Regions from separate parts of the Homo sapiens genome. Here region 2 is linked to region 1. The links are chromatin loops, found by intact Hi-C in ENCODE. Cell type or tissue: endothelial cell of umbilical vein. All regions are shown on one strand. Links, peaks and the distances in the headings refer to the core of each region. The heading gives the core; the rest is flanking DNA. Region 1 has its middle 110 kb from the start of MIR466. Region 2 has its middle 110 kb from the start of GADL1.

Evidence for each region. A loop is a pair of places that touch in the nucleus more often than their neighbours do. Peaks named below come from ENCODE experiments on the same cell type or tissue, not always from the same donor. Only the 100,000 strongest peaks of a DNase experiment are listed, where the experiment ranks them.
Region 2: a loop joins it to region 1, with 7 times the contacts of the local background. A loop is called at or near these places in 2 of 110 quality-filtered maps.

What each region holds. Positions count from the first base shown.
Region 1 is chr3:31,269,168-31,280,818 of GRCh38, forward strand. It overlaps the pseudogene H3P11. Among named protein-coding and RNA genes, the nearest start is that of MIR466, 110 kb to the left of the region's middle. In endothelial cell of umbilical vein, for the core only: no CTCF peak of the experiment used is centred there; DNase peaks (open chromatin) are centred at 5,464, 5,984, 6,144 and 8,594; H3K27ac peaks cover 3,730 bases.
Region 2 is chr3:30,998,777-31,010,427 of GRCh38, forward strand. No RefSeq gene overlaps it. Among named protein-coding and RNA genes, the nearest start is that of GADL1, 110 kb to the left of the region's middle. In endothelial cell of umbilical vein, for the core only: no CTCF peak of the experiment used is centred there; a DNase peak (open chromatin) is centred at 5,635; H3K27ac peaks cover 2,016 bases.

The sequences.
Region 1 (11,651 bases), core at 2,505-10,504:
ATCAGAAGTCCACTGAACTTCTCATTCACAAGCTCTCTTTCCAGGTTTTGATGCGAGAAATTACTCTCAACTTCAAAAGGATCTGCGCTTCCAGAGCACGGCTACTGGTGCTTTGCAGGAGCCAAGTGAGGCCTATCTGGTTGCCTTTTTGAAGGCACCATTCTGTGTGCTGTCCATGCCAAATGTGTAACAATTAGACCAAAAGGCATCCAGCTAGCACGTGGAGAACGTAATTAAGAGTCCACTATGAGGCGGGCGCCTGTAGTCCCAGCTACTCGGGAGACTGAGGCAGGAGAATGGCGTGAACCCGGGAGGCGGAGCTTGCTGTGAGCCAAGATCGCGCCACTGCACTCCAGCCTGGGCGACAGAGCGAGACTCTGTCTCAAAAAAAAAAAAAAAGAATCCACTATGATGGGAAAGATTTTATTCTAAGGGAGTCAAAAGCATATGATTACCAGTGGAAAAATAGGAGACAGAAATCAAGTACTAGCAGTTTTTCCATTTTCATCTGTCTGTAAATGTTTAATATACAGTAAATGCAGGGACATAAAGCATTAATGCAAATCAGCAAATCAAAATATTTCAGTGAACAAATTTCACCAGTTCAATTTTATAGCAAGTATAAATAAAACTGTTAAATTTTTCTGCACAATGCCAGCATTTGATTTTTTTTAAGTACATTTCTTATTGAAAGCAAACTAAACAGTGTTTGTAACATTATTATCATATACTAGATTCCATCCATTCACTATACTTTTCTAATTGTGTTGCTCTAAATGTAAGTACATGTTTTTAATGTTGTCTATCTTCTGTGCTGTTCCTGTAAGTTTGTTTTTAAAATACATTGTTATTTTTGGAAAGAAAGAAACAAACAAAGAAACAAGGAAAGAAAGAAGGAAGGAAGGGAGGGAGGAGGGAGGGAGGGAAGGAAGGAAGAAAGGAAGGGAGGAAGGAAAGAGAGAAGGAAGGGAAGGGAAAGGGAAGGAAAGGGAAGAGAAGGAAGGGAGGAAGGAAAGGAAGGAAAGAAGGAAGGAAGAGAAAGAACAAAAGAAAGAAGGAAGGAAAGAAAGAAAGAAAGAGAGGAAGAAAAGGAGGGAGGAAAGGAATGGAGGGAAGGAAGGAAGGAAAGGAGAGAGAGAGAAGGAAAGCAAAAGGAGCATGAAGAAGAAAAGGTGAACTATTATCCTTAAGAATCCAAGGTGTTTAAGCCAATGTTTAGCTCAAGATTTTGGAGAAACTTTTGCCTCTGGTAGGTCACACAGGTAATAAGCAGTAGACTAAAACCCATATCTGACTGATGCTAAAGTCTACATTCTAGATGACCCCTCTCTACTGGTAAGCAAATATTTGAAGTGCCTTATGATGTCCTGAGAAAGTACCTAGGAATTTTCTTTAAAAGACTCTAGAAAATTGGACAAGTAGGTTAAGAGGGAGGTGGAAAAGAAAGCCTTTTTCTTTTTGTTTCACACATTTTTTACTGCTTGATATTTGTTAACCATTATGCATATTACTTTAATTATTTTTTAAAAAGTGGTTGACATATTTTGAGGATTTTCCTGAACTCTAAAATGTCATTTAATTTAAAAGAACACAAAAAAAAAAAACCAAAAAATTCTCCTAGCTCAAAATGTATGCTCCCTTTAGGGCATTGTATTATCTTCTTTGGAACATACCCACTGTCCCCTCACCCCATATTCTCTGACTATATTTTTTATATGTCCTGTGGGTTTGTTACGTGACAATTGCAGCTAAAAATATGCTTGCTTCTGCCCACTCCCAACTTATTATTTTTGTATGCACTCACTCCACACAATATCTTTATTATGAAGAATTTGCATAGGCCCTTGTTCACTCAAGAGACATTTATTGATCACCTCCTACATGCCAGACACCTCATAACCCTACCAACCAGGAAGACAGACATGTGAGCAAAATGTAACCATACAGTCAGGGGAATACGTAATTAAGGCATTCAAGATATGCTCTGAGGACACAAAAAAATAACCCTGTGAAGGGATTTAGGGAAGTGTTTATAGAAGAAGAGGTATTTGACCTGTCTTGAAGGCTGAAATGGAGTTTTCTAGGAGTTAAAGAGGAACAAAGTTATCCTAAGTATGTATGTGAGCTATAAAGAATGAGATAGAGAATTGTATTCTCCAGGATTTTCAAGGGCTGCTCCTCAGAATGAAAAAGGCAGTCAAAATGAGAAACCAGAAAACACAAGCCAGGTAGCTGTGGGAGGCAGGGAGCCACAGGGCAGCATAGAGGCTGCAAGCAGAGGCAGAAAGGGAAGGAGGAATCAATGTGTGGGAGGGGACTAAGGAGACAGAAAGAATGAGAGGAACTCTAGGACATTTTTCTGCCTGATGATTTGGATAAACACCTGTACCAGTCTCAAAAAGAAAACTCTGTTAGAGTGTCTAGGGATGCACACTTAGGTGATAAAATTATATAAAATAACTCAAGGACATGATGGCTGCAGAAGTGGGAAGGTGGATACTTTTGAAAGAAGTATCCCTCTAAAGGATGGAGGGGTGGTGATGGGTCAGGGCACATGAAGACCTCAGAGAGGGTCAGCAATGTTCTGCTTCTTCTTGTAGGCAGTAGTTACAAAAGTGTTTGCTATATAAATAATTCATTAAGTTGTTTTGGTTTTGTTTGTTTTGTAGTTTGGTATTTGTGTTTATTGTAAACACTTACCTGTATCTGAGTTACAGATGTGCCTTCTTTTTCAAGGATAGATGGTGGACATGTGGAAGTTGGAGGTAAGTTTCCAGGTAGCTCCAGTTATACATGAAAGAGCAAAGCATACTGGGGAGCATTCGGAAGGTCACTGTGGTGGAGAGGGGGCAGGTTGCTGTAAGGAGATCCAGATTGCGACAGAGAGAGGTAGGCAAATGGGGAACCTCAGAAAGATCCTAGGGGAAGTGGGGCTCCTCCCAAATGTGGCCCTTATTTCCACGACTTCCATCCAGGAGTGGTTATCACTGCCTCACGAAGTTCTGGGTGACAACAGCGGGTAACCCTTATTCACACGTAAGGTAATGAGAGCAACATCATTCTTGGCAAGGGAGAAACCTGAAGCCTCCCCACTTCAGTGTGGGGTGACTCAGGGGGTTATCTTCAAACAAAGGACTGATGCTCTTTCAAAGAAGAAAAGGAGGAGGATGGAGGAGGAGGAGGAGAAGAAGGAAAAATAATGGGCCAACCTTATGTGAGATTCATTTGCTGCTGGGACAAGGTGTTCACTCAAGTTTTCTGGCTCAGCACGTTTGAAATACTTGTCCCCTGGGAACAAAGGGCCGATGTCTAATGGCTTGGAGAAGGAAGTACACACAGTGCCCTGCAGTGAAACCAAAAGAGCATTTGTAACCCCCCACCAACCCCATCTCTTCCAGGAATTTATCACACAGGCAGCATCAGGGCAGCCACTGGGTTCACGGTGTCCTTGCTGCTCTCCTGAGGCTGCCATTTTCTCTCTTTGGTCTTGACTCCTGCAGGGTCAACACCACAGTGTTGTCAAAAGAGGGCTTGCATTAAGCTGAACTGGGCCCCTGTCCTGGCATTGACACTCATAATCTCCATGACCGTGTGTAAATGATTGAGTACCACTGGTCCTTACCTATAAAATGAGAACAATAACATCTCACTCAGAGGGTTCTTGCATAGATTAAATGAAGTAATTCTGTGAAGCACCTGTCATTTAGTAGGTACTCAGGAAATCAGAGTGTGTGTTATTGTTATAATTAGGTGGAATTCATAAGCACTTTTTAAAATCTCACAATGAGATAACTTCCAGAATACCTAAAATCAAAAAGATCTACAATGCCTAAGGGTGGTGAGAATGTGGAGCAATCAGAATTCCCATAGATCCTGGTGGAAAGGTGAATTGAAGCTGAACATATGCACCCGTACAAGCTAGCAATTCCACTCCTAGATCTAACATAAACCTGACAGAATATACTTGTACGTCCCAAAAAATAAGAATAGTCATAGCAACATTTTTCATAATAGCCCGAAATTGGAAATGTCCATCAATAGTAGAATCAATCAATAAATTGTGGTGTATTCACGCAGTGGAATATTACACAACAATGTGATTGAATAGATTCCTACTCCATTCAACAGCAGGGATAAACCACATTAACCAAGAATTGAGTAGAAGAAGTCAGACATGAAGGAGCACATCCAGTATGCATCCATTTATGTGCATTTCAAAAACAGGCAAAACTCACCAACAGGATTGGTAGTCAGGAAAACGGTTACCCCTGGGGCAGAGACAATGGGTTGGTGATTAGGAAGGGACATAAGAGGGGCCTCTGGAGTTCTGCAATATCCTATTTATTAAGCTGGGTAGGAGTTACTGGGTAGTTTCTGCATATGTTTAATGTTTAAAAAAGATTAAACAGGAAGGGAGAATTTTTAAATAAGCAATTAAATTCTGATGCTCCCTGAGATATAAACTCCGACCCATATAATCAACTGTCTATCTTCTCCTAAAGTCTCCAGAAAGATTCTCTTATTTCTTAATGGTAGTAGCCAGCCTTAACTGAGCACTGTGTCAGGCATGCCTCTAAGTGGATAACAAGTATTAATTTCTTTAATCCTTATGACATTTTAGGAATAGACTAACCATTCTTTGTGTGCTGGGTTTAGTACCAATTTATGCCTATGATCCCAGCAAAACTTACGGCACCCAGTGCTCCTTTTACTCTCAAAAGTGCCTGAGTTTGAAGCATATTCACCCTGCCTATGAGGTGGGAACCATTATTATTATCACTTTTTAAGTGAATGATGCACAGAGAGTTTAGGTAATTTGTCCAAGGTCTTGAAGCCAGTAAGTAGTAATGTGAGAATTTGAACCTAGAGTCTATCTCATCACCACTAGGCTATTCTGCCTTTCTGGTCCAATTCTCACTATTCTTAAGATTCAGAAAAATTCTTAATGTCTATTTTTCTGCTGCTGCCACTTTAACTCATTTTCTATTGTCCCACAATTCCTGACAATAGGAGAGCTGCTCATCTATCACAGTAAGGCCATATCTGACCCTCCTCCCTTACGATGGCCTCTTTGCGTGTTCAGGATGTGAGCAGAACCCATCCTCTCCCTTCTCTTTTTAAAATGGTAAATACACTCCTTTTCACATTGACATTTGTCCTCACTCCATGTGTTCTCCAAAGCTTTAGTTGTGTCTGTGGATCTGTTTCCCATTTTGCATTCATTCCTTCATTACATCATTCAGTGAGCCCCTGCTAGTTGCCAGGCACTGCTGGCCTAGCTGGCAATAAAGTATAGAAAACAAGACAAGTACAGCCCATGTTCTCAGGAGCATCCAGTCCCAGAGGAAAAGGGACGCTAAGGAAATGATGGCATGAGCAATGATTATTAACATTATGATAAGGATTGTAAAGAATGTAACAGGGGACTTGATGGAGTCTGAGTTAACTTCTAAAGGATGATTATCAGCATTGCACTGGTGAAGGGGTAGGGAAGGGTGTTCCGGGCAGAAGGAACAGTGTATGTAGAAACTCTGAGGATGAAAGGAGCTTTGGAGAGTGGTGCTATGCAAGGCCGATAAAAAAGACAGGGGAGCTAGCTAGATCTTAACAGGGCCTGTCACCCAAATAAGGAGTTCAGTTATTATTCTAAGTGCAATGGAAAGTATTTGACTCATTTAGCAGGGGAATGGCATAATTCTATCTCCATGCAATGCTTCAATTCCTGGCTTTCAAATTGCTGAATACTCTAAGCTAAGTGAAGAAGGAAGCCACCTCCATTCATTCATATATCCCAAGAGTATAGAACATTTTTAGAATACTTTAAGAACATTTTCACAAAAGAGCAGCCTACCCCAAATGCCCTTAGTTACCAAAAACTTCATTATCTTTTTCAATAACATATTGCCAACTAGTATACAGTGACTAAATTTATCAAAAGTTCTGGATCACAGCCACCAGTTGCATAATTCCACTTTTCACCTTGTAGCCTGTTGTACTGAAAAAGAGCACTATTTACATAAACAACAAGAATGGTGCCGTCTGTCGTTGAGCAATGCAGTGGCCCTGCATATAGGTTCAGCCTCTGTCTACTAAGATTTGTATATTTATTTTTATATTTGTATGTTGCTACTTTTGTTGATTTATGAATCTGTGCTCTTAACTTATTCTAAAAATGATTTAAGGAGGCTTACAAAGACAGAGCAAATAGAACAAGATAACAGAAAGAAAACAAAAATTCAAGGGAAGAGGGAAATAAAAGGGAAAACAAGGGTAGGGCCTTACAAATGATTCAGGAATGAGGTTATTACGTAAATGCATTCCTGGTGTTTTGTACACTTGGCTTTAACTTTTCCAGCAGTCAATATTGCTGGGATTTGAGGGGACTAATTAATCAGATCCCTCCTCAGAAGGTTCAGAACCAATTGAGTAATAGAGCCAAGAAGAAAATTAAAATGCTCTTTATGTTCTAGCACTGGAAAAACTGGATTGGAGAACTGGACTTGGATCTAAGACATAAAATATCTTTCCTCCATGAAGTGCATTGATTTACCCCCAGCCACAGGCAGAACGTGTAGACTGCACTCTCCAAAAAGCAGATCTGCTGGTCAGTCCACACATCACCTGTGGGAGACAAAATCGAGAATACTAACATCCTTGCCCTGAGGGTTAGTAGTCCCAAGGTAGGACACACTGACAGACAGTGGCTATTGTTCCAACATCATCATCCGTTAGGTTATACCCCACTTCAGGAAGTTGCTTATAAAAGGCAGAAAGAAGGGTAGAAACACAGGTACAGTCACACCTTTCTAAACTGTTCAAGTACACAGCTCTTTGCTCGTCTAACCTAAGCAAGCATATATTTTGCAGTGCTTCTCAAATGTTTATGTGCATACAAATCACCTGAAGATCTCATTGAAATGCAGATTCCAATCCATACACCTAGGGAGGGGGTTGTGTTCTATATTTCAAAGACCTTGCAGGTGATGCTGAGGCTGCTGGCTGACAGATCACACTTGAGGAGAAATAAAAGCTAGAGCATCTGGAATAGAGGTCCCAAACTAGGGATCACATCCAACTCTTGACTTCAGGGGGTCTGCGTGCTTAGACGACAAAAACGAACACCTCTATTCTTTACCACCTCTAACTGAATTGCTTATTTCTTTCAATTATGAAGTAGGAACGGACCACAGTAGTATGTGCAGTAACTGTGACTTTATCACCAATCAAAATCTCATACCTTTTCCTATCACTTTACAGTTGTTGCAGATATCACCAAATATTACTTTATGACATGTTTATAATAATCTCTAAACACCATGACTCCTGGGGAATTACAGTAGTGATTAGACCCACTGCCAGCTCTTGTTATTTAATCTGTTAATAAAGAGATTTGTACCTTACTATTTTACAAATTAATGTGTTAATAAAGAGGTGTGTACTATTACTATTTCACAAATTTGATATCTTAAATATTTTGATAGCTGTATTTTACTATAATTGAGTTTTTTTGTAATCCTATGTGTTTTAGTTTTTATGCATTTAAAAGTATTATTCTTGGAAAGAGTTCTTAGGTATCACAAGAATTCCAGGAGGGCATGGCACAGAAAAGGTTAAAAACACTTGATGTAGAAGAAAGGGCTACCAGAAGTAGCCACTCTCCCATGGTAGTGACGGTACGCTCGGTGACTGCATGCTGGAGCCAGACTGCCTGGGTCTGAATTCTCCTTCCTACTTAGGTGTGAGACCGTGGACAAATGCTTACTCTCCCTAGACCTTAACATCGTGTAATACAAAGGAGTGGTTAAAGGATTTAATCAGTTACTGTTTTTAAGATGCACAGAGTAGTGCCTGGGTCAGAGTGAATACATTATAGTAGAAAATGTGAGTACTACATTCAGAAACTCAAACCACCATCTATTCAATGCCCATCTGGGAAACTGAGATAAATATTGCAAAATCCCTGTTCTCATCAAGTCCGTGGATTCAATGGGAGATATAGCAAGCAAGTAAACTGAAATGATGAACTAAGTCTCAGAAGGTAGGTAGGCACTGTGGGAATCCAGAGGAAGAAACTCCTGGCTGAGTAGGAAAAGGGAAAAAAGCTTTGCAAAATGCTCATCAAACACCTCCCCAAATCATTTCAACGTAGGCAAATGCAACCCATTTCCTCCTTGTGGCTTCTGCTGATTTCTTACTTCAATTCCCCCAAAAGCTCAGCATGCCTATGAAAATTCAATGCCCAGACTCCTTGCTAGCATTTTTCTATTTTATTAGAGTTATTCACATCTATTCTCCACTCCACTGGATGCTGGCTTTCCACAATACCATAACTGCCTGACAGGTTTGTGTCAATGCCAACACCTTGCCAGGACTAAAGGAATACCTTTCTTCCTGCAACCCAGGAAATGGCAGGCTGACACCACAGTGCTGCCCCAGTCTTCTTGGGCACAGAGACCCTCCAGCCTCCAGGGCAAGGTCAGCAAACAACTACCACAGGAAAGCAGCCCTGAGCCAGACATGAACATCATCACTATTTCCTCTTGGCTCCAGTGCCAGCTATTTGGAGATTCCTGGATATTTCTGTTGGGCGATTAGTGTTAGTAACAAAGATAGCTCCCATTTACTGGGCTTCACTGCATGCCAGGCACTGCATGCTGTACTTCCTATTTGTATTAATCTGCTAGGGTTGCCATAAAAAAACACCACAGTCTGGGCATCTTAGACAACAGGAATTTATATTCTCACGGTTCTGGAACCTAGAAGTCCAAGATCAAGTTGTCCACAGGTTTGGTTTTTTCTGAGGCCCCTCTCCTTGCCTGTAGATAACCATCTTCTCCCTGTGTCTTCACATGGTCTTCCTTCTATGCCTGTCTATGCCCTAATCTCCTATTATAAGGAAGCCAGTCATATTGGATTGGAACCTACTGCCAACAACCTTATTTCTGTTTAGTTACCTCTTTAAAGACCTTATCTCCAAATATGGTTACATTCTGAGGTACTGGAGTTTAGGGCTTCAACACATGAGTTTGATGTGAGACACAGTTCAGCCCATAACATTATCCAAGCCACAGGGAGCTATTGAAGATGAAGATCCCATGGCTCTGATAGATTAAGTAACTTGCCTAAGCTCACATGGTCAGGGGAGCTGAGAGTTGGAGCCAGAACACTCTGAGTCCACAACCAGTGCTCTGCCCACTCCACTAGCTTTTTCCTGGCCTGGTCCTTGGACTTTCTTAGGGGATCCCCAGGTCCTTCCCCCAGAACATCTGAATCAGAGTCCCAGAGGAAGGGGCTTGGGATTCTGCATATTTACAAACTCCTTGAATGCATCACAAGAACCTCTTCCCTACACCACACAGACTCCTACTACAGCTCCCATCCCAAGTCCTAGTCCTTTTAATGCCTCACCTCAGGGGATGTGGGAGCCCTGTGTGCAGAGTCTCCCTCCCCAGGGGTACCTGCTTTTCCCTGGAGAAGCTGATCTGCAGCAGGACCTGATGCTTACCTTGGGTTCCCAGGCAGGTTGTAGAGTGACTCACCCCCATCAGGCCCTTCCCAGGCCCTCCCCGTCCTTCCTTCCAGATGTAACTTCCCCACAGCTTAGTCCCAGCCTCTGAAGCCTACTCCACCGGTGGACCCTGAGTGGCTTCACCAGTGACCTGAAAGCTCGAGAATGGTATAGGCCAGAGAACATCTCCTCTGGTAGAAGCAGAGTTGGAGGCTGAGCTCAGCCAGCCTGCTTCCCCCGAACACTTCCCTCGGACACCAGTCCCAGAAGCCCTGAGAACACCAAGGTTTCCCTCAAAACTCAGTTTGAAAACCACTGTAGGAAACTGTGTATAAGCTGGATTTACCCTAGAGTCTACTTTGTTCACAGCTTTATGGAGGTAAGAATGAAGTATAACAAGCTGCTCATAAAGCGGACTATTTGATACATTTTAACCCACACATACGCCTATGAAACTATTACCACAATCAGGAGAATGAACATCCTCCACACCCAGAAGTTTCCTCATGCCCCTTGGTAATCTCTGTCCTTCTCTGCCCCAACCCCCAACCTTTCTACCCCTCACCCCTCCACCCGCAACCCCTCTAACTCCCTAATTCCAGGAAACCATTTTTTGGCTATGTATTTATTTATTTATTTATTTTATGTTTTTTTTTTTTTTGAGACGGAGTCTTGCTCTGTCACCCAGGCTGGAGTACAGTGGTGCTTTCTTGGCTCACTGCAACCTCCACCTCCCAGGTTCAGGTGATTCTCCTGCTTCAGCCTCTGGAGTAGCTGGGATTATAGGCACCCATCACAACACCCCACTAATTTTCATATTTTTAATAGAGACAGGGTTTCACCATGTTGGCTAGGCTGGTCTCGAACTCCTGACCTCATGATCCGCCCACCTCACCTCGTGATCTGCCCACCTCGGCCTCCTGAGGTGCTGGGATTACAGGCGTGAGCCACTGCACATGGCCTCACTTTTTTGGCTATTTAAATATAAACTAATGACAATTTAAAAAAATTAAAAATCAATTATTCAGTGGCACTAACCACATTTAAAATGTCTCGTATATACCTCAGGTGTCTACCTATACATCAGGTTACCACATTAGACAGTGCAGATGTAGAACATTACTAGCATTGCAGCAAGTTCTATTGGACAGGGCTGCTCTAGATACTAGGTCCTTTCCCCTTTCACAGTTCTAGATAAACATGGTTCAGATTATCTTCTTGGGCTTACCATTTTTAAGCTCCTTATGTTTATTAGTGGCTTTCTGGGTGCCAGACTACTAAGCATTTTTGACATGTTATTTCATTAAATAACCACAATGGCCCTATGAGATAGGAATAATTAATGTTCTCATTTTACAGATGAGAAAACTTAGGCTCAAGGAGGTTAAGTGCACGAAGAGCTGGTCTGGCTTCCAAGCCTAGCCCTTAGCCCTGTTATTTGAGGCAGCATAGCAGAGGCATGAAGAGCATAGACTCAAGGGTCTGCCCATGTGGGTTCCAATCCTGGCCCTACCACTTTCCAACTCTGCGACATTGGGCAAGTCATCAGTTATCTATGTTGTGATTTCCTTATACGTAAAATAAGGATAACAACAAAACCTGCCCATGTGGTCATTAAGAGGATTGAATTAATTAAAATACATACAGCATTTGGGATGACGATTAGCACTCAGTAGGCTCAATATAAATGTTTCCCATTTTATACCCTTTTTTTCACTCCCATCTCAAACGCTTTTGAGTAAGACACAAGTTTCTCAGAAATAAAAGCACATGTCCTGAATAATTAGACATTTATTCGTCCCCTTATTTCCTGTCTCAACATCCCCTGATTCCCCATGAAGCACAAGCCCCACCCCTACAGCTGCTCTTTGCTATGTCACATACAACGACGAATAAGGTCTCCATGGTGTCAGACTTGATATTTCTGCTCAGACTTTTCTCTGCTGATCTGTAAGTCACTTCATTTTCTTTCTAAACTAAGGACAGGAATATTTGAAGAAACAGAAGCACAGAATCATTGTCCCACTCCACGGGCTTGTTGGAAGAGGTAAATGATGTTAGATTCATAATTTGTTCCTACTCCTCACATTTTTTTCTTCGCTGCCTTTGAATGTTTCACGTCCCAGTCATAACAAGAAAGCAA
Region 2 (11,651 bases), core at 2,360-10,359, 270 kb before region 1:
CATTCTTTGTAGGGGACTCTATTGGAGTATCTCCCAGATCCCCTTTATTAGGCCAGCACACCTGTCTCCCAGCTTTGGTAAATGATGGCTGCTAATGGCTCATGGATGTCTCCTTCTCTGAAGAACTGGCCTCAGAAAAAAGACAGGCCACACGAGAGATAACACCTTTGCCACCCAACTGAGGACACCTCACAGCCACTGACTGGCTGACTTGAGGGTACAAAATCCTAGACCGCTTGCCTCAAGGTGGGCTCAACTCTTGGGTACAATTCATACCCCAAAGCATCCCATGGGATCAGCAAAAGCTAAACTCCAGGTGATACCACATCTGCCTAGATTCTTTTCTTCTTTATTTTGATTTCCTTATTGTTTCTCTCCAGAGAGCACACCCCAACATGCAGCTAAATGCCTGTCTTAGTCTGTGTTTCTAGGGAACCACACCTACTTCACCCTCCTAATTTATAGAAAGCCTACTCAGCACAAAGATAGGGCCTGACTTTTGGGCCCAAATGAAGTATCTGTGGAAATGAGTTTTTCTTCTATTTCCATTACCATGAATAAAAGACATGTACGTATCTCATTCTCTAGAACATGTTGGAAAATATTTCTAAATGTGATTTAATTACCAAAGACCTCTGGCAGATTGAATATGAAGATTTCTGACTTACAGGTTGTGTGAAAATCTAAAAACTTAAATGGTTACTTTTAAATATTTTTAAATCTCTAAAACCAAATGACTCTTTTTCTGGATCCAGTTGGGGAAAATTTTCACTGGACCTGAGAGATCAACATCTCCCTAGGTATTCATTGCTGTAGCAAAGTGAAAAACTTTTGGACCCTGGAACAAATATATCTGCAATCAGTTCTCTATCTTTGTCCATAGTGATCACCTCTTTCCATTTGGTAGAAGCAACTATGTCTCCAACCATAGAAAATGAAGTCTTGATTGCCAGTCCCCATTATATAAAGTATCATTTAATCATGCTTATAGAAATAGACATTTTAACATTTCTTGCGGTTGCTCTATTGCCTTCCCCACTCACCCCATCCTAGAAGAAAAGGAAGAAACACCTGCAAGTTAAACTGAGTTAATAATAATAGCCATAGGCACCAGCTTTTGAGCCCTATGTGTCAATTACTGTACAAAGAGCTACATAATCATTATCTAATTCTTGCAACTGCCTTGTAAGGCTAGGTACTGTCTCCATTCCAAGTTAGGGTTAATTTTTCTCATGTTACAAGAAGTGTGGAGGTAAGCAGATTGTGCCTGTATATCAGCTCTATGAAATCATCAGCATCTCAATGTCGTTCCATCTTTCTGTTCACCATCCTAGATATTTGTCTTTCATCCTAATGGTCATGAAGTAGCTGATGTATCTCCAGGCACCATATCTGTAGTCCAAGCAGAAGAAAGGAAAAGGAAGCCATGCCTATTCTCTAGTGTTGATTTATTTAGAAAGGCAAGTCTTTTTCAGGGATTTCTGCCTCTATCTCATGGACTGGAACTGTGAGAGTGAGACTTGACCACCCTAAATGTGAGGGAGGTGGTTGAATATTTCACTTTATAGCTATTATAATAGCAATTCTAAATAAAATATTATTCGAATAAATCATGTCTTGGTTTGCATGGGATAGTCCTGGTTAACACTGTTAGTACCTGCATAATCATTAATAAGGTACCCTTTTAGCCTCCAGTGTCCCTGTTTAGATGATAAATTATATGGTTAACCTTTCTGTAATAGAGATGGCAGCTGAAGTGTTGAGCAAACCAACCTCTAGTATCTGTCGTACTCCAGTGACCAAAATAATTGAAAATCAATGTAACTCTTAATTTACAGTCTTTCATGAAAACACCAAAGGAGAGTATATTTCTAACACTCCAGAAACCTCTTTCAAATTTTCTTTCTCATTTCTCTTGCTGTTGATATTTCATACATGCATGGATGATGCCCTAAAGTGCCTCTCCTTTTCCAGTGTAAGATTCAAAAAATCCTTTTTCTAACTCAATCTATGTCACCTCCCTTCTCTCCTCTCCCATCTCCTCTCTGGCCCAGGCCTTTGTCATGGCAGTCCACTTAGCCCCTCTGCGCACCTCACTTTTCTCCTTGCCCTACTCCATAGAACGGTAGAATCTGTCGCTTCTCTGTACTCCCTCAACCCCCATTAAGAAGTCATCTGCCACAGTTGCTGTTTACAACCATCTTGTACCAGGGTAAGAGTAAATCTGAAACAATGCAGGGAAGAGCCCAGAGGAACAGCCTCGAGCCCTGATTGTCCTACCCACGGAGCTCCAGAAATGTTAGGTAGCAAATCTTGTTCAAGCCCATTTGAATCAGGCTTCTCTTACTTGTAAGCAAAAATATCCTAACAAATTCACTGATGTCTGTACAACTAAGGAAGTCCCAGGATAGAATCTTCTGTTATTTGACAGTAGTGAAAGGAGGAAAATGGATTTTAAAATTTGTAAGTCAATATTTTTGAGTCCTGCTAGTTATACCTTAATATATTTTTTGTTCTTGTTAAAATTGTTTAACAGGAAATCACAATTTAACTGTTTTTTGTTTTGCTTTGTTTTGTTTTTTGAACAATAGAGGGCAGGGATCCTATAAGAAATTTAGTAAAGGAAGTAAACGTGTTTGCTTCCTCTAAAATGGATAGACATCAGCCATTGTATGCTAAACCATTTCAAAATCAAAGCCAGTGCCTCACTGAGCTGGTGCTGGTGAGGGAGAATAGTCAAATCTCCTTAGTCGTGAGGAAAAATATGAAACATATTGTGTGTGTACATGACCAAGAGATGCCATGGGACCATAGGAACCCATGGGAAAGATCAGAGCAGAATGGTTGAGATGTTAATTTGGCTCCAGAAATAAGAAAGTTTGGTAAGAGGCTCCTTTGAAGGCCAAATCCTCTTGCTGTCATTGCATAGCTACTAGAGTTCATAAAGGATTGCTGACCATCCCTGTGATAAAGCAAAATAACAGAGGGAAGAAATTTGGTGCTCAGAAGTGGCTGGCAGAGACCAGCAGAAGCAGGAACAACAGGGCCCTAATGGGAAGCTCTCATGATGCACAGGTCTTTCTATTGTGAACAATACTTTAGAAGCCAGCAGAGCAGAGAAACACAGGGTGAATCTTACAAAGGGTGTCAGGAAACAGTTACCATAAACTAAGAAAACACAACCAAAGGCAGGTTGGGGAGTATCTTAGTCAGCTTGGGCTGCTATAAAAATATGTTGCATTGGGTTACTTGATTTATTTCTCATAGTTTTGGAGGATGAGAAGTGCAAGATCAAGGTACTGGATGATTTGATTCCTAGTAAAGTCTCTTTCTCTGTTTTGAAGTCTTCTTGCTGCATGTTCACATGGCAGAGAAAGACAGATATCCTGTTTTTATAAGGGCAATAATCCCATCACAAGAGCCCACACTCACAACCTAACCTAAACCTAATTCCGTCCCAAAGGGCCCACCTCCAAATACCATTAAATTGGAGATTAGGGTTTCAACATCTAAATTTGGGGATGATACAGACACTCAGTCCACAGCAAGAAGGAATAAATCACAGTGGGTTTTTAGAAAGTCCATGTCAATCTGTAATCCATGTACTGTGTTTCTTTAAATTTTGTCCTTTATTGTAATGACCTTTGATGCTAAAAACAAATGTAGTAATGTGTGTTTAGAATCTTATGTTAATTTTTTTCCAAAACAAGCAATATTGGTAGAACCCACTTATTTATTCTGCCTATATGTCATTTATACATTCCAATGGATAAGTTTACTATCAAAACTATATACCGTAAACCAATGCCTGGGTGTACACCATAAACTATACACCATAAACCAATGCCTTGCTATTTCCCTGGTAATCTTCAGCTGGTGCAGGACCTGCCCAGTAAATCAAACCCTATTAAAGAATAGTGAAATTAAGTAGAGGAAAACCATAAAATAAGTTGTGGGAAGTGAGGGCTGGAGGGAGTGGGGAGAAAGAAGCTCGATAGATGAAAGGGGACAGAATCACACCAGAAAGTGGAAGGACTTATTGTAATAACCGAAGGATGCTGAGATAGATGGAATGTGTATAACCTGCTTTGAACTCTCTGCTCAGGAAAACAGACACCATGTAAACACAATATCCTAGTTACTATGTTTCTCACAAGACATACAAAAAGGGAACTTAGTCATTTCAATAGTTGAACAATGCTATATTATCAAAATGAAACTAGATTTAAACTATTAAATAACTGCATTCACCCAAAGTATTTGTACACACAGCAAAGCTATTTAAACCAACGGATATAATTTTGAGAGGAATTGTTATATTAATTCACATTTATTTTAAGTGGCAGTGGAATACTGAATGCAGATAAGACAGTTAACTGTTTGAATTCTAGGGTATAGACCACAGGTACAGAATAAAATATTTTTTAATTTATTGAACACCAGCAATGTGGTCAGTATTGGACACATTTTGATACCATTCATGACTGCCTTGTTATCTAAACAAGCAGAAACAATCTTACCCAGAAGAGAAAGACAGGTGCCAATCAGCAGAAGACAGGAAAGTATTGTTTTATTTTCGTGGTGTTACACAAAGCCGACCAGATAGAGAGAGATGGAGTGAGGGGAGAGGAGGAGATGTAAGGAATTGGCTCACACAACTGTAGAGGCTGGCAAGTCCAAAATTTGAGGGGTATGTTAGGTCAGCAGGCTAGAGACCCAGGGAAGAATTGATGTTGCAGTTTGAGTCCAAAGGCCATCTGCTAGCAGAATTTCCTCTTTCTCAGGAATATCAGTCTTTTCCTTAATGTCTTCAACTGATTGGATGAGAATTACCTACCGGATGAAGGGTAATCAACTTTACTCATGGTCTACTGACGTATATGTTAATTTCATCTAAAAAAAATACCTTCATGCAACATCCAGATATGTTTGGCCAAAGTGCCATGGCCTAGTCCAGTTGACACAAAAAATTAGCCATCACAGTTGCCTTACCAATATTTGATATACTGTGACATTTTTCATTCAATTCTGTTCTACTCCGAAAAATTTTTTAAATGATGATCACAAACTAGTGGATTGATTTCATGACTTGCTCCAAGAATGCAGCTTTAAAATCTGAAAAATATTGGTCTAGAAACCTGTCTAAAAGAGGCTCATTAACTTTCTTGTGCAACACTGGAGGCAGGAGCAGCAAAAATGTCCTCTTGCACTCAGGAGGTACAGGGGAGTGGAGGATCTAAAAGCCCAAAATGGAGTGGCAGAATGTGTCCATTGAGCCTGAGAGTGGCAAGTATATAGTTCCAAAAGTTAATGATTTGAAGAAGTCTTATATTCGGGAAGAAAGAAAGACAGAAGTGAAACCATAGACTAGTAACTGCAGACTAGACAGAAACAAGGAAACCTCCATGGACATAGCATACAGATAATGGCATCAAGGACAGCATCACCAGATGTTTCCTTGACAGCATAACATAATGTAACTACTCCCAATTCAGACAATTCCACGGATAGAAGAATAGCATTGCAAAAATGACTGGAATTCATTCCTACCAAACAGTGGACTAGGAATTTGACATAGCAGTGTTTAGTCATCTATTGTTACATGAATAACCATCCCAAACTACTGGTTTAAAACAACATCAATTATTTTACTCTTACCCCGTACATTTCTGGAGCTTGACTGAACTCAGCAAGATTGTTTTCACTCAGCTCTCTTGTGCAGTTGCAGGCAGACAGTGGCTGGGGCTAAGTTGTCTGATGGCTGGCTTACTCATATGACTGGTGCCTGGCCTGGAAAATACCAACAGCTGGGGCTCCTTCAGCAGATCTCTATCTCCATGTAATAGAGAAGCTTCATGATAGCTAGAGTGAGAGATCCAGGCAGAAGCTGTTCTGCTCTTAGGACTTTGGCTGAGAAGTCACACAGCATTACTTCTGCCATAATCTAATAGCTGAGGCAGTCACAAAAGCCTGACTAGTCTCACGAGCAGGAGACAGAGACTTGACTTCTTGATGAAGAAAGTGCAAGTTCTGGTACATCACATAGAACCAGAAACATTCTTGCAGCCATTTTTGGCAAAAAAAAAAAAAAAAAAAAAAAAAAAAAAAAAAAAAATCTGTTCAAAAAAGTTCACTTAGAGGAAAGTTAAATGAATTTCTTGCCTATTCAAGTCAATGCACGGAAATTTATACCTAACAAACGGTAACGATTTGAGACTCATTCACCATACAAGGATCGGGAACCACAGATGCAGCCCAATGTCCTCATTTTACAACTGAGGACACTAAGACATAAACAAGGTCAGTGACTTGTACAGCGTCTCACAGAGAGTCAGTGTCAGAGCAAGCCTAGATCCCAGGTCTTTGAGACCCACCTTAATTCCCTTCCTAGCCTCTTTCTCTCTAGTCTTTCCACTGACCTTCACGTGCTCATTTACGAACAGAGCTGAGTGGGCGAGGACACATAGAGTTCTTGCTCTTAAGTACCTGATGGCAGTAGAAGTATTTGCCAACAAGGGCCACACTGAATTCAGGCATGGAATAAAAGGAAACACCACAAGGTTTCCCAGATGTGAAGAGGGCGAGGACTTCCCAAGCAATGACGTTCTAAACATGGCAGGCAGACTCACCCATCAGAACAGACACTAGCCATAAACAACCAGTAAGATAGTACCCATGTGTCCCAAGTGGATATCACCTTTGCCCCCTCTCTGACCAAGGTAAAAAGATGTTTTCCTCGTTTGTTTTATTTTTAATTTTTTTTTATTTGTTATATATATTTTAAGACAGTGTTTCACTCTGTCACCCAGGCTAGAGTACAGAGGCATGATCATGGTTCACTGCAGCCTTCACCTCCCAGGCTCAAGCAATCCTCCCATTTCAGCCTGCCAAGTAGCTTGAACTACGGGAACGCACCACCACGCCTGGCTAACTTTTGTATTATTTTGTAGACATTGGGTGTTGCAATGTTGCCCAGATGGGTCTCGAACTTCTTGGGTCAAGTGATCTGCCTGCCTTAGCCTCCCAGAGTACTGAGATTACAGACATGGGCTACCATGCCTGGCCTAATTTCTTCTGTTTAAATCCAAGACTATTCATAGCTTTGTGGTACAAATTTCAGGTTGCAAATTCATTTGTTCTAGGGGAAAATGAAATAGGATTTTCTAAGTGCTAGCAAAAATAATGTTGAAGTTTCTCCTTAAATACTTTTTAGAAGTTAAATCACTGCTGCTGAAGAAAAATGATGAGTCAATAGAAACTAAAGCATGATCATATGGATTAAATTTTTCTCAACAAGACTGTTTTTTTAAAGGAAGGGCAAAGAATTGAGAAGAATTGGTTTCCAGTAGATTTTTTGTTAACAATCATCAGTTTTCTATACATAAGACTTATCCAGCCTGGTGTTATGGAGATAGGGAATGGGGTACCAAATGCAGGAGTATAATTTCGCTGCAAGATTAACTGAAGAACAGAAAAACTATAGTTAAAATATAGCACTTGGTATTCTATTAGGTAAAAGAAAGAAAAAAAAGTATACGAGAAGAAATTTACATTGGCATCTTTGGTTCCAGTGGGGAAATTATATTTGACTGCCTCTCCCTCTGGATGGCATTTAAATGAACAATACAGACTTCACAGAAACCTAGCACATTAGAGCTGGGAAAGGTCTTAGAGAAGATTTTGTCCAAATGCTGCATTTTACAGGTGATGATGTTAAGGCTGTGAGAGAAAAAGTAGCTCACTCAGTTACACAGCTGGTGGAGCAAGAGCTGGAACCCAGGACTCCCAGCCTCAATGCTTGTACATGGTTCACATTATCACCCACTGAAATCTCAGAAATATTTTAGCAACAGCACGATCTGTAGTTAGAAACTTGAGATTCCTAGAGAAAGAAGGAGCTTTCAGAGGCATCTGCTCTTTGCCTCCCAGCATCCACCCCACTCCTCTGGCAAGTCTCTGTTTTTGTTTAAAGATCTACAGTTCAGCCACTTCTATCCACAAGGTTAGAAGACATCATACTGAGTGCTGCAAAACATGACCAATGTCAAGCCAATCACCACAGTGCAACCCATTCCACTGTGATTGGTTCATAGATGGACACTTTACCCATTGAGAACCAATGAAAAACAATCAGATTCTTGTTTCTGTTTTTAACCTGAGAAAGAGTTTCATTATCTTCTTCTTTCAACTTGAAGAGGAAGAAATATCAGACTTGAAGCCACTGAAGTGATTTTTATCCTACTTGGATATTGAGAACAAAGCCAGTACAGCAGAAGACAGAACCAAGAGATGTGAGAAACCACACACAGGAGATATTGTTTGGACATTGAATCTAGTCGTGTCTGAAACCAGCTCTAACCATGTACTTTTTAGTTACATGAGCCAGTGAAATCCACTTAATCACTCAAGGCAGTTTATGTTAGGTTTTCCATCACATGCAATTATAGGGGTTCTAAATAACACAAAACCCTAGAGATAATTAGACCTATTCCCTGCCAAAAATGAAAAACAAAACCAAACAAACAAGCAAACAAAAAACGCTGAAGCCAGAGAATTGAAACAACTTGTGCAATACTGCAGAATTTAAGTGGCAAAGCCAGGCTAACACCCAACCTTCTAAACCCCAGATCAACTGCCCTTGTGCTCTGAATTATTCAATAGGAGTGAGGCCTGAGTCAAGGGATGGATCCCTCAAGGAATCAACATGGGTAGAGTATTCCCTCCAAGTAAAATGAGGACGGTGCAAATCTAAGCCTAGGGACAGGTCTGGATAACAAATAACAAAACTGAATCTAGAAGTGAAAATTGAGATGGAATCCGGAGGAGAGAAAAGCTGCAATCTGATTGGAAACAAGACAGGAACACATAACATGGGGTCAGGATTTGGAGGAGCAAAGAAAGGAGTTCAGGTACGTAGAGACTTCTGAGGCTCCCATGGTCAGTCATGTTTTTGGGAAACCATTCAGCATTTTTAAGGTTAGCAATAACATTCTGTAACTCCCATTGTATATGGCTTGCTTATTTTCCTTATTGAATTGACCCAAAGGTCAAAATGAAAGCAGATGTGACTACGTTGGGTATTCAGAGACCGGTGATCAAGTCGCAGCTCTGTTGCAGAACAGTTGTGTGGCCTTGGGTAATACCAACAATGGACTCAAGCAAGGCATTTGAATTTGTGTAACCTAACTGAAATTTGCTGATGTGAAGCCTCAAAAGGGGGTTTCAAGTGGTTTCTCTGAAGATAGATGATGATGATGATAGATAGATAGATTAAATAGATAAGCAAGTAGGCATATAGATGGGCAGAAAGTAGATATACACACTATATATATATATCCACAAATATGTAAACACTTATAAATTGTATATTTCCCTTAAACTTTAAACTCCTAACAATTTAAATTTTTTAATGGCTCTCCCAGTGCCCAGTAGTTAAAGGTCACCCTTATTGGTTTGTCACACAAGATTTTTCATGAGCTGATCCCATCCTTTCAAACCAGTTTCATGGCTCATTTTCTTTCCCCGTTCCTAATGTTCTAACCACATTTAACCACCACTGGTCTGCTTCTAGAGCTTTGCTCATGTTATTTATTCTGATTGTCTAGCCTTCCCTGTTCCCTCAACCTGGCAAACCCCAACTCATTTTTCAAGACCCAGCTCAAGCATCTTGCTCTCTGTTATCTTCCTAAACTCCCCAAGCAGAGTTGGCCACTCTCTCTTTTGTCCTACTACAATACCTTCTGCAGATCTTTTTTGTCTACTTATTTCTGTGATAAAATTGTTTTCTTACATATCTACTTCTAGTATTAACTTGTAAATTCCTTGACATAATCCATGATAGTCCCATGTGATATTACTGGTTCATTATTACACAGTACCCCATTGCTATTAGATTTTTAGCATGATGGAGCGACTGCACTTAGGATTTGAGGCAACACCTCATGGTGCTAGGGTCACCTAGGAAAATACCTAGAGTACCAAAAAACCATGTAAATGTGTAAGTGGGAGGAGTGTCAGACAACAGAGAATGAGAAAGACCATCTTGAACTGAGAGTGTGTGGCCGGCCCGTATAAAGGGAGCAGCCCCTACTCAGCTGTAAGTGCATCTCTGTCAGCCACACCTCCCTTCTTGTATAACTGGTAAAGCAAATGTTTTGGAGTTAATGGAATTCCATTCTCAGGTCTACCCCTCACTCACTGTGGGAATGTGAGCAAGTTATTGAATATCTCTGAGATTCAGTGTCCTCATCTACAAAAGAGAATTAGCTACTCATCAAAACTCTATCTTCCTTATCCTAAGCAGATAGCCAATTCTATTTCCATCTCCCTGTGTAGTGAGGTGAGATCACCTTCCTTTGTTCTGATCATCAGCATGTAAAGGGAAGAAAGGCACACCCCTTCCTGGCCTGGCCCATAAAAACCTCCTGTCTTAGTTTCAGTTACCTCATAAGTAGATCATAAGATAAGGATGAGAGTACAAGTAGTTTATTTGGAAGATGACCTCAGGAAATGCCAATGGAGGAGTGAAAAAAAGAATTGGGGAAGGAAGCCAGTAAAGGATGTATAATTAAGAAAGTTATCATTCTAGGCAACTGGAGCTTAATCCTACAGGAAACTGGTAAACAGCATAGATTTCCCTCATTCCACCTCCACCTAAGAGTCTAATGACCCTTGATGTGGGATATTTATATACCAACCATCATTGGTCATTATTTGGTGGCTATGAATTAGTTTCTGGGCACTTCTGGCTTGCTCTGCATATGAGCAGAGAAGGTTCACATGGCCAGAGAAACTTCTCAGGAAAGAGATGCAGGTGATGTTCCTGGTGTTGGAAGTGAAACCGGCATGCACTGAATGGAAGGGGCCAAGGATATATGTGTGTGGCCCTGCCTGCTATCCTGCCATATGCAATATCTCATTCTCCTCCTTGCTCCATGGATGAATGAAGAGGATTCCAAAGCCTTAGAGAAAGGCAGAACCATGAGACTAAAGGAGCCTGAATCCTAAAGTGACCAATGGAAGGCTGTTCACTGGCCAGGAAAACCCAATTTGTCTTTACATTGGCAAGAAATAAAACAAATTTTTCTAAGCCACAAAAATATGGAGATTATTTGTTACAGCAATTAGCTTATTCTGACTAGTACAGGGAGAAAGTAGATATTTATACAGCCAGCCATATCCACTGCTTAAATCCTGGGATCAGTGGGTAACACATAATGCCACTGAATCACTATCTGGTTCATAAAAACAAGTGAAATGCCAGGTAAAAGCCCTTGAGGCTACAAAGGAATGACAGGCAGGCAGACATACAAAAGAGCCTCTGGTTTATGCAAGAAAAGCCCTATCTCAGAAACACAGAGGGCTCTTGATCTTTGCCCTTTGGCTGCATTGTTTCTGCTTTCTCTCTATGGAGAGAACAGATTGGATTAGATCTTCAGTGTATTGGCTCTGGGGTGTTACAGACCCATCTAAGATTACACATTAAAGCTCTCCAGGTGGCAGAAATCAGCCCTGAATTTGCAACTGAACTCTAAGCACAGTGACAAGGAAAGATACATTTTTTTAATCTATGGCTCTTGCTCAAAAGAGAAGTTAGCTTTATAGTTACTGCCCCAGTGTGGCCAATGATGACAAGACTATTGGGAGCTCCA